Linked DNA regions of Homo sapiens: all the other regions are linked to region 1. A link is a contact called in ENCODE Hi-C or POLR2A ChIA-PET data. All regions are on one chromosome and are shown on one strand. The core of a region is the stretch at or near the end of the contact, and the rest is flanking DNA. Distances in the headings are between cores, read along the strand shown. Region 1 holds the start of EIF4H (eukaryotic translation initiation factor 4H). Region 2 overlaps CLIP2 (CAP-Gly domain containing linker protein 2). Region 3 overlaps CLIP2 (CAP-Gly domain containing linker protein 2).

What was found. A loop is a pair of places that touch in the nucleus more often than their neighbours do. ChIA-PET counts read pairs that join two places held with the same protein, here RNA polymerase II (POLR2A). Pooled maps may share reads with other maps.
Region 2: a map of endothelial cell of hepatic sinusoid shows a loop between it and region 1 (6-fold over the local background). The contact joins the enhancer-like site here to the promoter of EIF4H in region 1. A Hi-C loop is called at or near these places in 1 of 168 maps with a recorded cell type or tissue (endothelial cell of hepatic sinusoid) and 1 of 50 pooled maps. POLR2A ChIA-PET finds 5 or more read pairs at or near these places in 6 of 52 experiments (H1, PC-3, WTC11 and 2 more).
Region 3: a loop to region 1 is called in a pooled map, with 2.3 times the contacts of the local background. The contact joins the enhancer-like site here to the promoter of EIF4H in region 1. A Hi-C loop is called at or near these places in 1 of 168 maps with a recorded cell type or tissue (endothelial cell of hepatic sinusoid) and 2 of 50 pooled maps. POLR2A ChIA-PET finds 5 or more read pairs at or near these places in 4 of 52 experiments (CD4-positive, alpha-beta T cell, GM12878, Panc1 and 1 more).

The regions. Positions count from the first base shown.
Region 1 is chr7:74,172,202-74,175,924 of GRCh38, reverse strand. EIF4H (eukaryotic translation initiation factor 4H) reads right to left here and starts at 1,569. Exons shown (of 7, transcript NM_022170.2): 1 at 1,483-1,569. The coding sequence starts at 1,541. RefSeq lists enhancers at 504-1,016, 1,017-1,530, 1,512-1,806 and a silencer at 1,309-1,818.
Region 2 is chr7:74,370,097-74,373,819 of GRCh38, reverse strand. It overlaps CLIP2 (CAP-Gly domain containing linker protein 2), which reads right to left. Exons shown (of 17, transcript NM_003388.5): 9 at 784-888. Among named protein-coding and RNA genes, the nearest start is that of GTF2IRD1, 82 kb to the left of the region's middle. RefSeq lists an enhancer at 669-1,667. Within about 2 kb of position 1,904, at least 14 of the 41 ENCODE cell types and tissues checked have a DNase peak (open chromatin) inside an H3K27ac peak, as active enhancers do.
Region 3 is chr7:74,305,324-74,309,046 of GRCh38, reverse strand. The region is part of intron 1 of CLIP2 (CAP-Gly domain containing linker protein 2); the gene reads right to left. Among named protein-coding and RNA genes, the nearest start is that of CLIP2, 18 kb to the right of the region's middle. RefSeq lists enhancers at 496-1,134, 1,942-2,086 and a cis regulatory region at 2,009-2,019. Within about 2 kb of position 2,111, at least 8 of the 41 ENCODE cell types and tissues checked have a DNase peak (open chromatin) inside an H3K27ac peak, as active enhancers do.

The DNA.
Region 1 (3,723 bases), core at 320-2,819:
CCCCAAATGTCAAAATTTGACACCAGAAGAGCTGGCAAATGTGTCTGAAGGAAATTTTTTTAAATCCCCACACTCAGTTTAATAAGGTCACCTTATTGTAGTCCCAATGCAACTAAAACTTAAATTGACCACGCTGTTTAAGAAGAATTTTTCTGGGTACTTCTGTGAACGTTTTTTGGAACTAGGAAAAAAAAAAAAACCCTAGTTATTAAATTTCGAAATGACTTGAGAACAAATTTGATGTTTAGAAACCTAACCCAAAGGCGATAATTTCATGTCATCCAACATTTACTTCTTTTTTTATTAGCAAATAAAATGTTCTTTGGAATGACAATAGCTCCACCTACACCGGCACACTTCCACGTTACAGTATCATGAACATTAGCTACACTCCTGCCCCGAAACAAGCTTTTGTCTGAGCCGTTCCCAAACCAAGGTATTAAAAGTGATCATTCTTTACCAAACAAAGATACTTTTGGACTGCAACCCAGGAGACTGAACACCTCAGTGTGTATTATTGTGGTGTTATCCTGGGAAAGTAATCCTTTCTGCAAGAAAACACAAAGCCCAAGTGTGTCCTTGACAAACAGCAAGATGTTCATAGCCTATATTCTAACGAGGCAACTTGTATTTAAAAAATAAAATAAAAAAAAGTGCAGAGTCCTGGAATTAAACACCATGAGCTCTCTATTCAAAGATGTTTCTTTTAAGCAAAGTGTTTCAATTATACATAGTTGTCTGCATTTGACAACAATCAGGACGACGCTAAATGCGGTTCCTTCTCCAGATCAGAGCGAGAAACCAAGGAGAAATGAAATTGTGCCAAAGAGCACGTAGCACCTGTCAAGGCACTGTGACCCAAGAAAGATTAATACAAAGAAGCTACGATGGATTTATCTCCTTGGTCTCCCCCCGCCCGCAAGGAGTCGTACCATCCCCGGGCCAGAGCCGCCAAATCCCTGCCTCACACGTAAGGGGAAGGGAATCGCCCCTCTTGGCTGCCGACCTTCCCCAGTCGGCCGGCCTCGTGGCGAAGGGGCCAGGGGCCTGCAAGGCGGGCAGGCAACAGAGGGCCGCGAAAGAGGCCGGGACCGGAGCGGGGCAGGCCGTGTGGCCCGTACCCCAGCGCCACAGCTCAGCCCCGCACTGGTCCTACCGTAGGGGGGATGGGGCTGGAAGCGGGCGCTCGTCTCCGGGCATCGGCGCCGCCGCGGCCAAGGCAGGGCAAAAACCAACACGTTGTCGTTGGCGGGAGGCAGTGGAAGGGATCCGCCCCGCAAGCAAGACCCCGGGAGCCCAGCCGCCGCCGCCCCGTCTCCGAGCGCGCCATTTCCAGGCCCCGGCCCTCCAGGCGCCGCTCCTAGGCCTCCGCGGGCCCCCGCCTCCCGCCGCCCCGGCTGAGCGCAGGACGGCCGCCACCCTGACGGCCCCGACTCCGCCGGTCCCGCAGCCCCCGACGGGGCCCGCGCACGCCCGCCTCACCCTCTGCCGCCGCCGAAGCTGCTGTAGGCCCGATCGTCGTAGGTGTCGAAGTCCGCCATTTGCCGTCTCCGCTCCGAGAGGAACCAGGGTGAGCGAGGAAGGACCCCGCAATATAACTCCCCCCGCCCCGCCGCCGGGGCTGTCCGCCGCGCCGCCTGATCGCAAATCCCTTGGACGCAGGCACGCGCACGCGCGCGCGCGCACGCACGCACGGACGCTGGCCGCGCAGCGCCCGGCCCTGGGCCCACCGGCAGCTGCCTGCCCCGTGCGCTCTGCAGCCCACGTGGTGCGGCGGCGTCCCAGCTGGACGCCTGCCCGGCCTACGCGGCCCATTATGTGCTGGCCCTGGGGTGCGCCCGTGGCTGCCTCCTATCCCCGCCGCACCACGCCCGTGCGCGCCGGCCTTTCCGTCCGTCGGCGGGAGGTGACCTGGAGAGCTGGGGGGAACTCCCTCTCCAGTTCGCCTGGGACGCTGCCTTTCGGCCTCCATACATGGCGGGGACCTCGGAGGCCTGTCCCGCTTGGACCCCCAAGTGGTCCCCGGGTGACACCCAAGTAAAGGCCACCTCCTTCTCCAGGCAGGAGCTGGCCACACGATGAGGATGCCCCGGAAGGGGGTGCGAGGCGGTGGGATGCAGACACGAATCCTGCCTTCCAGGGCTTACTCGCTGCCTGGGTATTGGGGGGTTTTGAGAGGAGAGAGTATAGGTGATCGGTGACTTAGCAAGAGAGACTGCACATCTCGGTTTTTTGCAGAAGTCGTTGCCTTGGAAAAAGAATTGGATACTGTTGTGGATTCCATCATCTAGCAATAACAAAACATGGTTATGCAGTGGGAATTAATTACACGGGTAAATTTCCAGGTTTGTGATTGAGATGGTAGTAATTGTGGATGCCACGATGTTGACAAACCTTAATTATCTAAGCACACTTTGAAAGAACCTCATAGAATTTTGTTGTGATGTGTACCTAGGTATCTTCCGCTTAACCATTACTTTTTATTATGTATTTATTGGTTCGTTGTTGAGACAGGGTCTCGCTCTGTCGCCCAGGCTGGACTGCGGTGGAACAGTGGTAGCTCACGGCAGCCTTGACCTCTTGGGCTCATGCCATCCTGCCGCCTTAGCCTCTGGAGTAGCTAGGACTATAGGCGGGCAGTACCTCGCCTAATTTGCATTTTTTTTTTTTTTTTTTTGAGATGGAGAATCAGGTTGGAGTGCAGTGGCGCAATCTCATCTCACTGCAACCTCCACCTCCTCGGTTCAAGCAATTCTCCTGCCTCTGTCTCCCGAGTAACTGGGGTGACAGACGTGCACCACCACACCCAGTTAATTTTTGTATTTTTAGTAGAGACAGCGTTTCACCATGTTGCCCAGGCTGGTCTTGAACTGAGATCCACCCGCCTTGGCCTCCCAAAGTGCTGGGATTACAGGCATGAGCCACCGTGCCTGGCTCTAATTTGCTTTGTAAAACATTTATTTGTAGAGACAGAGTCTCACTATGTTGCCCAGGTTTGTCTCGATCTACTGGCTTTTAAGTAGTCCTCCTGCCTCTGCCTCCTAAAGTGCTGGAATTACAAGCATGAGCCACTGTGCCCTGCCAACTTTTATATTTGAGTATCTTCTCCTTCATAGCAGTGTTAAGATGGACAGAGCATTATCAATTCATGAGTTAATAGTGTTGAACTCACTTATTCATTTTTCTGTGCCTTTTTCTTCCCAAGTAATAAAACACTTTGCTGCCTGATAGACCTAGATTGAACCTAGGCTCAGTTAACGTCTTACTGGCTGAGTGACCTCGAGGACGTTGCTTAACCGCTTTAACATGCCTGTTTTCTCATCTATATAATAATGTCACCTACCTCTTCAGTGTTGTAAAGATTCAAATTAGTAAATATGTAAAATTCCTGGCACACAATATATATTGGGGACCTACCAAGGTGTCTGGCACCATTATGGGTGCTTTACCTGTAGATAATAATTTCCAAACCTGTTTAACAGCTGTGGAACCACCCAGAGAGAAAGAGACTTGCCCAAGGTCACCTAGTTTTGACCTTAGCACATGGCTCAGAAAATAACCAATGGTTTCTTCTCCTTGCGCAGTTTAAACTTGGACCCCTGCTCCATGCTCCTGCCCCCATTACTCTATTACTCTTATTTACTTTCTTTTTTTTTTTGTTTTTGGTAGAGATGGGTCTTGCCATGTTGCCAAGGCGGGTCTTTTTTTTTTTTTTGAGACAGA
Region 2 (3,723 bases), core at 655-3,154, 200 kb before region 1:
CTGGGCCAGAGAAACCGGGAAGAGATCTGCAGTTCCTGACCTCCTTCCTCTCCCCAGCCTCCTCAGCTGGGGAGACAGGAGACATGGATCAGTGGTTTCTAGGTCTGCCTACATAGAGACAGGACATTCCCAGGAACTCCAACACTTTGTCATGGCAATGCATCGGGGAGACTGGGGGGTCTCACAGGACGTTCTCAGCTGCTGGGGCAATAAGCTGGGGAGCCAAGTCCCAAAAAACAAAGACCACCCCCACCCCCAACTCCACCCCAATAAGCAACACTGAGCCAGGGAACATAAGCACATTTCTTTTTGTTTTGTTTTTGAGGCGGAGTCTCACTCTGTCACCCAGGCTGGAGTGCAGTGGCACGATCTCAGCTCACTGCAACCTCCACCTCCCAGGTTCAAGCGATTCTCCTGCCTCAGCCTCCCAAGTAGCTGGGATCACAGGCATGAGCCACCACGCCCAGCTAATTTTTATATTTTTAGTAGAGATGGGGTTTCACCATGTTGGCCAGGCTGGTCTCGAACTCCTGACCTCAGGCGATCCACCCTCCTTAGCCTCCCAAAGTGCTGGGATTACAGGCGTGAGCCACCGCACCCGGCCACATAAGCACATTTCTAAATCTTGACTTCCCTCCTCCAAGGGGATGCAAAAATAAAAAATAAAAATAAAAAAGATGATAGCAGCTAAAGAAAGAGAGTCAATAATGAAACAGAGAAGCCAGAGGGGGCATCAAAGGGCAAGGTGGCTGGCGGGCCAGGCGGGTGCGGTGGCGCGGTTACCCTGTTGTCCGCTAATTCTCGGAGCAGCCGCTCGGCCTGCGCCTTCTCCAGTAGCAGGCTCTGTTCCAGCTCCCCAATGCGCGCGTGCTCCAGCTGCGTCTGGGTCTGGTCCACCCAGGGTGGACACGGTGGGGGGGTGGGGGCGGGGACGCAGGGAGGGGGGCACAGGGAAGAAGAAGCCGGAGAGAGAGAGAAAGAGAGAGAGAGAGAGAGGAGGCGTCATCTTCCGTGAACAAGGCGAGGAGAGTAGATTCATGAGCCAGAATTGCTCAGCGAAAGAGAGGAAGTCTGGGGAGGCGAGGGGTGTGGGGCCTCATGCCCACCCCTTGCTGTGTCCCGGCTGGGTCAGTGTAGGGCGGTGGGGGGTGGGGGCCTGCAAGCCATCCTCCCTCGCTGGCCCCTGCTTGGGGTAGCAATGGGCACCTCGCTTTTCTGTCCCCCCCAACCCCCAACCAGCAGCCCTTGACCTTGAAGGTCCTCATCAAGGATCTGCTCCTGGGGAGGGGCCCATCCTGTTCCCGTTCCCCTGCAGGCTGTCACTGGTTGTAGGCAAAGCATCCTCCACACAGGAGACCCACAGGATGAGGAATAAATAAAGGACCCCGGGATTCCCGCTCGACTCCCCCCCCCCCCCAAGGCCTGTGCTAAAAGTGCAAGAACCCATAACACGCAAGATGTTTCCAAAATATACCCGACCCCTCACGATCCTCTTGGCCCCAGCCTCCTTGGTGGAGGCCGGGCTGTGCCTCCCACTCCCGGGCCCCATTGCTGCCCACCCCACCGGACCCCACAGAGGACGCCTGGTCTCCACAAATCACAAGGGCACTTTTGTCCCAGCTCGACAATATCTGCTTCATCTGCTGACAAAGGCCAGCATTCTCAGGGTGTCAAGACTGGCTTTTGCATTTCACAGAACAGATCTTGGAAGGGAAGCTGGGAGGGTGAGGACATTGGGAGCAGTTTGGAGACCCAAGTTCATCTTAGGGAGAAGCCAGAGGGTCCTCTTTATACTCCAGGAGAGAAGGGGTTAAAGCAGCTGCAGGGCAGTTCTGAAGGGGCGGGGCTTAGCAAAACAGCCTCTAGGTGTGAAACCTGTAATAAAACCCCGGAAGCTTGTCTATTGGTGAAGGTGTAAACGGACATCACCTGATTAGAAATACTCCTGCAATTCATTAAGAGACATTGAGATGATTATGTCCTTTGGCCTATTTTATTTCTTGAATTTTCCTTAAGGAACAACAAAAAAAGTTCTCTCTCTCCCCTCCTCTCTCCTTCTCCTCCCTCTCCCTCTTTGTCCTTCCCTTTCTCTCTCCCCTCTCCTTCCCACTTTCTCTCTCTTCTTTCTCCCCCCCGTCTCTCTCCCTCCTTTCTTTTTCCCTCTCTCCCTCCCTCTCTCTCTCCATTCCCCTCCCTGTTTCCCTCCCTCCCTCCTTCTCTCCTTCTCTTTTCCCCTCTCTCCCTTCCTGTCTCCCCTCTTTGTGTCCCTCCCTCTCTCTTTCTCTCCTCTCCCTCCCTCCCCCGCCTCCCTCCTGGCAGTGTGTTCCAGTGCCAACAAGAAGTCAGCATGTCTCTTCCAGAAAATCACAAGCTCCATCCCAGCCACCCCTATCCCCGTCGGTGGGCACAACAGCCCTGTCTGGAACCCTCATAGATGGTGCATGATCCTACACACTGAACTGGTAGCCCGCACAGGCAAGAAAAAGCCTCCAGCTTCGCAATTTCAAGGGCAACTTCATTCGGTCCCACTCCAAAGGACTCCTCCCCTCAACCTTTTTTTTTTTTTTTTTTTTTTTGAGGCATAGTTTCCCTCTTTCACCCAGGCTGGAGCGCAGTGGCGCGATCTCGGCTCACTGCAACCTCCACCTCCCAGGTTCAAGCAATTCTCCAGCCTCAGCCTCCCGAGTAACTGGGATTACAGGTGCCTACCATCATGCCCAGCTAACTTTTGTATTTTTGAGTAGAGACGGGGTTTCACCATGTTTGCTGGTCTTGAACCTCTGACCTCAGGTGATCTGCCCACCTCAGCCTCCCAAAGTGCTGGGATTACATGTGTGAGCCACCACGCCTGGCCCCTCAACGGGTTTATATTCTGGGGGGTGGGGAGGCAGATGCAAACCATAAAAGAATAGTGAAGATCATTCCAGACTGTGATTTGCACTATGAACAGAGCACTGGGGAGAGAGTAACTGGAATGAACGTGAAATAGAGGAAACATGTAATTTACAGTGAGTTCTGAAGGATAAGAAGGACTCCTTGTACAAGGCAGGCACAAGAGGAAGAGGCGCAAGTGTTTCAGGCCGGGGAACTAGCGTGTACAAAAGCTCAGAGGCAGGACACAGCTTGTGGTGTTCCAGAAAGAGAAAAGCCTGGTGTATGATAACTTAGGGGCAGGGGTGTGAGACAGGGCTGGGACAAGGCAGGGGGGTGGTGGTGGGGGGGAGGGTTGGGCCCTGGGGGTCTTCTCTGGCCCACTCTACAGAGCCTAGATGATATCTAGTGTCTCAGTGCTAGATGTGTGAGCAGGAAAGGGGCAGGATCTGATTTACATTTTTATTTTTAAATTAGTTTTTTTTTTTTTTTTGAGACGGAGTCTCGCTCTGTTGCCCAGGCTGGAGTGCAGTGGCGCGATCTTGGCTCACTGCAACCTCTGCTTCCTTGGTTCACACCATTCTCCTGCCTCAGCCTCCCGAGTAGCTGGGACTGCAGGCGCCCGCCACCACGCCCGGCTAATTTTTTGTATTTTTAGTAGAGACAGGGTTTCACCATGGTAGCCAGGATGGTTTCGATCCCCTGACCTCGTGATCCGCCCACCTCGGCCTCCCAAAGTGCTGGGATTACAGGCATGAGCCACCGTGCCTGGATTTTTTTTTTTTTTTTTTTTGAGGCAGAGTCTCGCTCTGTTACTCAGGCTGGAGTGCAGTGGAGGGAGCCTGGCTCAGC
Region 3 (3,723 bases), core at 862-3,361, 130 kb before region 1:
ATAATACAAAATGTAGCCAGGTGTGGTGGTGCATGCCTGTAGTCCGAGCTACTGGGGAGGCTAAGGTGAGAGGATTGCTTCAGCCCAGGAGGTTGAGGCTGCAGTGAGCTGTGATCACACTACCACACTCCAGCCTGGGTGACAGAGTGAGACCCTGTCTCTAAAAAAGTTAAAAAAATTTTTTAAAAAGGGCCGGGCATGGTGGCTCACGCCTGTAATCTCAGCACTTTGAATACACATTTCACCAAAGAAGATATATAAACAGCCCATAAGCACATGAAAAGACGGCCGAGGCAGGCAGATCACTGAAGGTCAGGAGTTTGAGACCAGCCCGGCCAACGTGGTGAAACCCTGTCTCTACTAAAAATACAAAAATTAGCTGGGCGTGGTGGCACACACCTGTAGTTCCAGCTACTTGGGAGGTGGAGGCAGGAGAATCGCTTGAACCCGGAAGGCGGAGGTTGCAGTGAGCTGACATCGCACCACCATGCTCCAGCCTGGGCAACAAAGCGAGACTCCATCTCAAAATAAATAAATATAAATAAATAAACAAACTAGATTATGAATGAATGAATGAATGATACTTACCCAAGAGGTGAGAAGTCCAGGACACCATTCTCACCTCCTTAGGACATAGCACTCAGGTCTGAGTGGCTTGTGGTGATCAGCCCAGCTGGTCAGACACCACAGGTCATCACACAGCCGGTCTGGCCTCCCAACCAGCCAGCATCCCCTCTGAGGCAGAGATCAGGCGTGAGAACCCTGTCCCTGGCACTGGAGGCTCCTGCAGATGACCCTGCAGTCCTTACCACCCGCCTGACACTGTCCCACCTCCCAGAGGCCACCTGTGTCTTTTCTCCCACCTGCTTCACTTCTCCTATTTGCATTACCTACTGACACCTAGCCTGATGCCACCTCCTCCAGGAAGTCTCTCAGGACCTTCGGCCCACAGAGACCTCAGGATCACATGTGGAGCCAAGGAGGAGAGAGTATGCTGTTCTTGTCTGTCTTCGTCATGCCACCTGGGAGCTTACAGGCAACTTCAGGCAGGGCCATAGTCTCTCCTCTCTGGGAACCCAGCCTGAGCCATGGTGCCTGGCACAGAGCCATGATCTGGAATTCCCACGACAACACACCTACAGCCGCCCAGAGGACACAAATCCCCAGAAACACTACTCCCAGGGAACGCTCCCAAAATTAACCTCCAGCCCTCCTGAACCACCCCCCAGCAGCCTCCAGTATGAAGAACCTACTGTTGCCGGGCACGGTGGCTCATGCCTGTAATCCCAGAACTTTGGGAGGCTGAGGCGGGCAGATCACAAGGTCAGGAGTTTGAGACCAGCCTGGCCAACAGAGTGAAACCCTGTCTCTACTAAAAATACAAAAAAATTAGCCAGGCATGGTGGTGGGCACCTGTAGTCCCAGCTACTAGGGAGGCTGAGGCAGGAGAATCACTTGAACCCAGGAGGCGGAGGTTGTGGTGAGCCGAGATGGTGCCATTGCACTCCAGCCTGGGCGACAGATCGACACTCAAACAAAACAAAACCAAAAACAAAAAAACGAACCTACTGTCTACCAGGCATTGCACGAATGTGGCCTCATGTCCTCCCCAGCCCCTGCACAAGGCAGAGGTCCTCTGACAGGTGGAGCTTCCCGAGTGCAGAGAAGTTCGGGGACTCAAAGTCACACACTGCTAAGTGGCTGTCCTGGAATCAGACCCGGGTCTGGCCCTTCCCTACCTCCCATCCTGCCGAGCCCAGCCCTGGAATAACATTTGTGAGCCCCCTGGCCTCTGGGGACAGCGTCCGCCTGCCACGGCTCACAAAGGAAACCAAAGAGCTGGCAGGAGAGGAGAACCAAGGCGGCATTCAGTCAGGCCCGGCCACCCTTGCTGTGGGAGGGGGAGAAGGGTGCAGAGGGGGAGCAGCCCCCCTGTCCCCGAGGAGCACCCGGAAGGGGAGAGGGGAGAATAGTGAACAGGAAGAAGGGGGAGGCCACCTGCCCTCGTGTGACTCAGCTGTGCTGGTGGGACAGAGGAAGAGAGAGGGATTCTTGGAAAACGCTGGGACTTGATGATAAATTGGCCTCTGGCCACACTGTGGCCGACGTGGGAGGCGGGGAAGCCTGGGGCAGTCCCAGCTCCAAACCCCAGACTTTCTCCGAGTGGCTGTGAGCCCTTGGCCCAGAGAGAGCCTCAGTTTCATTACCTGTAAAATGGGGTACAAGTGTCACCACCTCCTGGGAGTGAGGCAGAGAAGACACCCCAGGAGTATGCCCGGCTGCTCGGGAAGGGGACTGTCACTACTCTCTGGAGGCCCTGGTGCACAGGACGGACAGGCGAGGGCGGGGTGGCATTCAGACCAACAGTCCCCCTTTTGTGCCACCCTCCGATGCCGTTTCCCAGAGACAAGCCCCGGCTGCATTTCACGCCTTCCATTTCAGCTGCCCGGGGGTGGCGGGCTGCAGCCTCGGAACTCTGCCAATCAGGGCCCCGGCGGAGGGGGACGGGTGCCAAATAGAGCAGTGGAAAGCCCATCTTGGTTTGGCGGGCCAGCCTCATCCTGGGGCGAGGGAGGCAGGAGCCAGGAAGCGGGCACGCCTGCAGAGACCCCGGACGTGGCTCTCTCCCGGAGGGGCAGGTGCTTGGCAGGGACACTGCTGCTGGCTGGGGTGGGTCACATCCAGCCTTCACCAGAGCCCACTCTCTCCAGGGCCCTCGGGGGTCCCAGCAGCTGGGGTGCTCATGCCCACACTTCCTGAGGTGTAACCCGCAGTCCCCACAATCAGGCCCCAGAGGTAGGCTCAGCACAGCCCCTGCCCACATGCCACAAGCCCTAGGGCACCAGGCACAACAGCACCTCTCGGAGGAGCAAGGGACCCGTAACCGGGAGCCTGGGCAGGCAGCACCTGCGGGGCAGAGGGTCTGGGATCCCGCAAAGGAAACTGACCACACTCTGCCAGGTCCACCCAACACCCAAGGATCTGGTGGGGCTGGAAGGCAGCAGGGGATCTAGAGAGTATGAGAGACAGGCAGGGTCTCCTGGACGTGCCCCAGCAATCAGGCTGAGGGGATGAGGGGCCACAGAGAGACTCCAAGCCAGGGGTCCCCCACAATCAGACAAGCACACCAGCAAGACCGCTCTGGGAGCTGAGGATGATGGTGAACTGGCAGCAGGGGCGGTGGGGGGGGGTTGGGGTGCAGGGAGAGAAGCCAGCTGGGGGCTGCTGAGATGGAAGCAGATCCCTAAAATGTGACCGGGTGCGGTGACTCATGTCTGTAATCCCAGCACTTTGGGAGGCCAAGACAGGAGGATCACCTGAGGTCAGGAGTTCAAGACCAGCCTGGGCAACATGGCGAAACCCCATCTCTACTAAAAATAGAAAAATTAGCTGGGCGTGGTGGCGCATGCCTGTAATCCCAGCCACTTGGGAGACTGAGGCAGGAGAATCACTTGAACCCAGGAGGCAGAGATTGCAGTGAGCTGAGATGGTGCCATTGCACTCCAGCCTGGGCGACAAAGTGAGACTCCGTCTCAAAAACAAACAAACAACAAACAAAATGAGGCCTGATCTGGGACAGAGAGGGGACACTGGGAGGGAGGTGGGGGGAGGTAGGGGCTGCAGCAGAGAACTCAAAGCAACCACAGGGCACAAACCTGAGGGCAACCCAACGACAGGTGGGCAGGAATGGGACCAGCCTTTGCGGGGGAGGCCAGGCTGCAC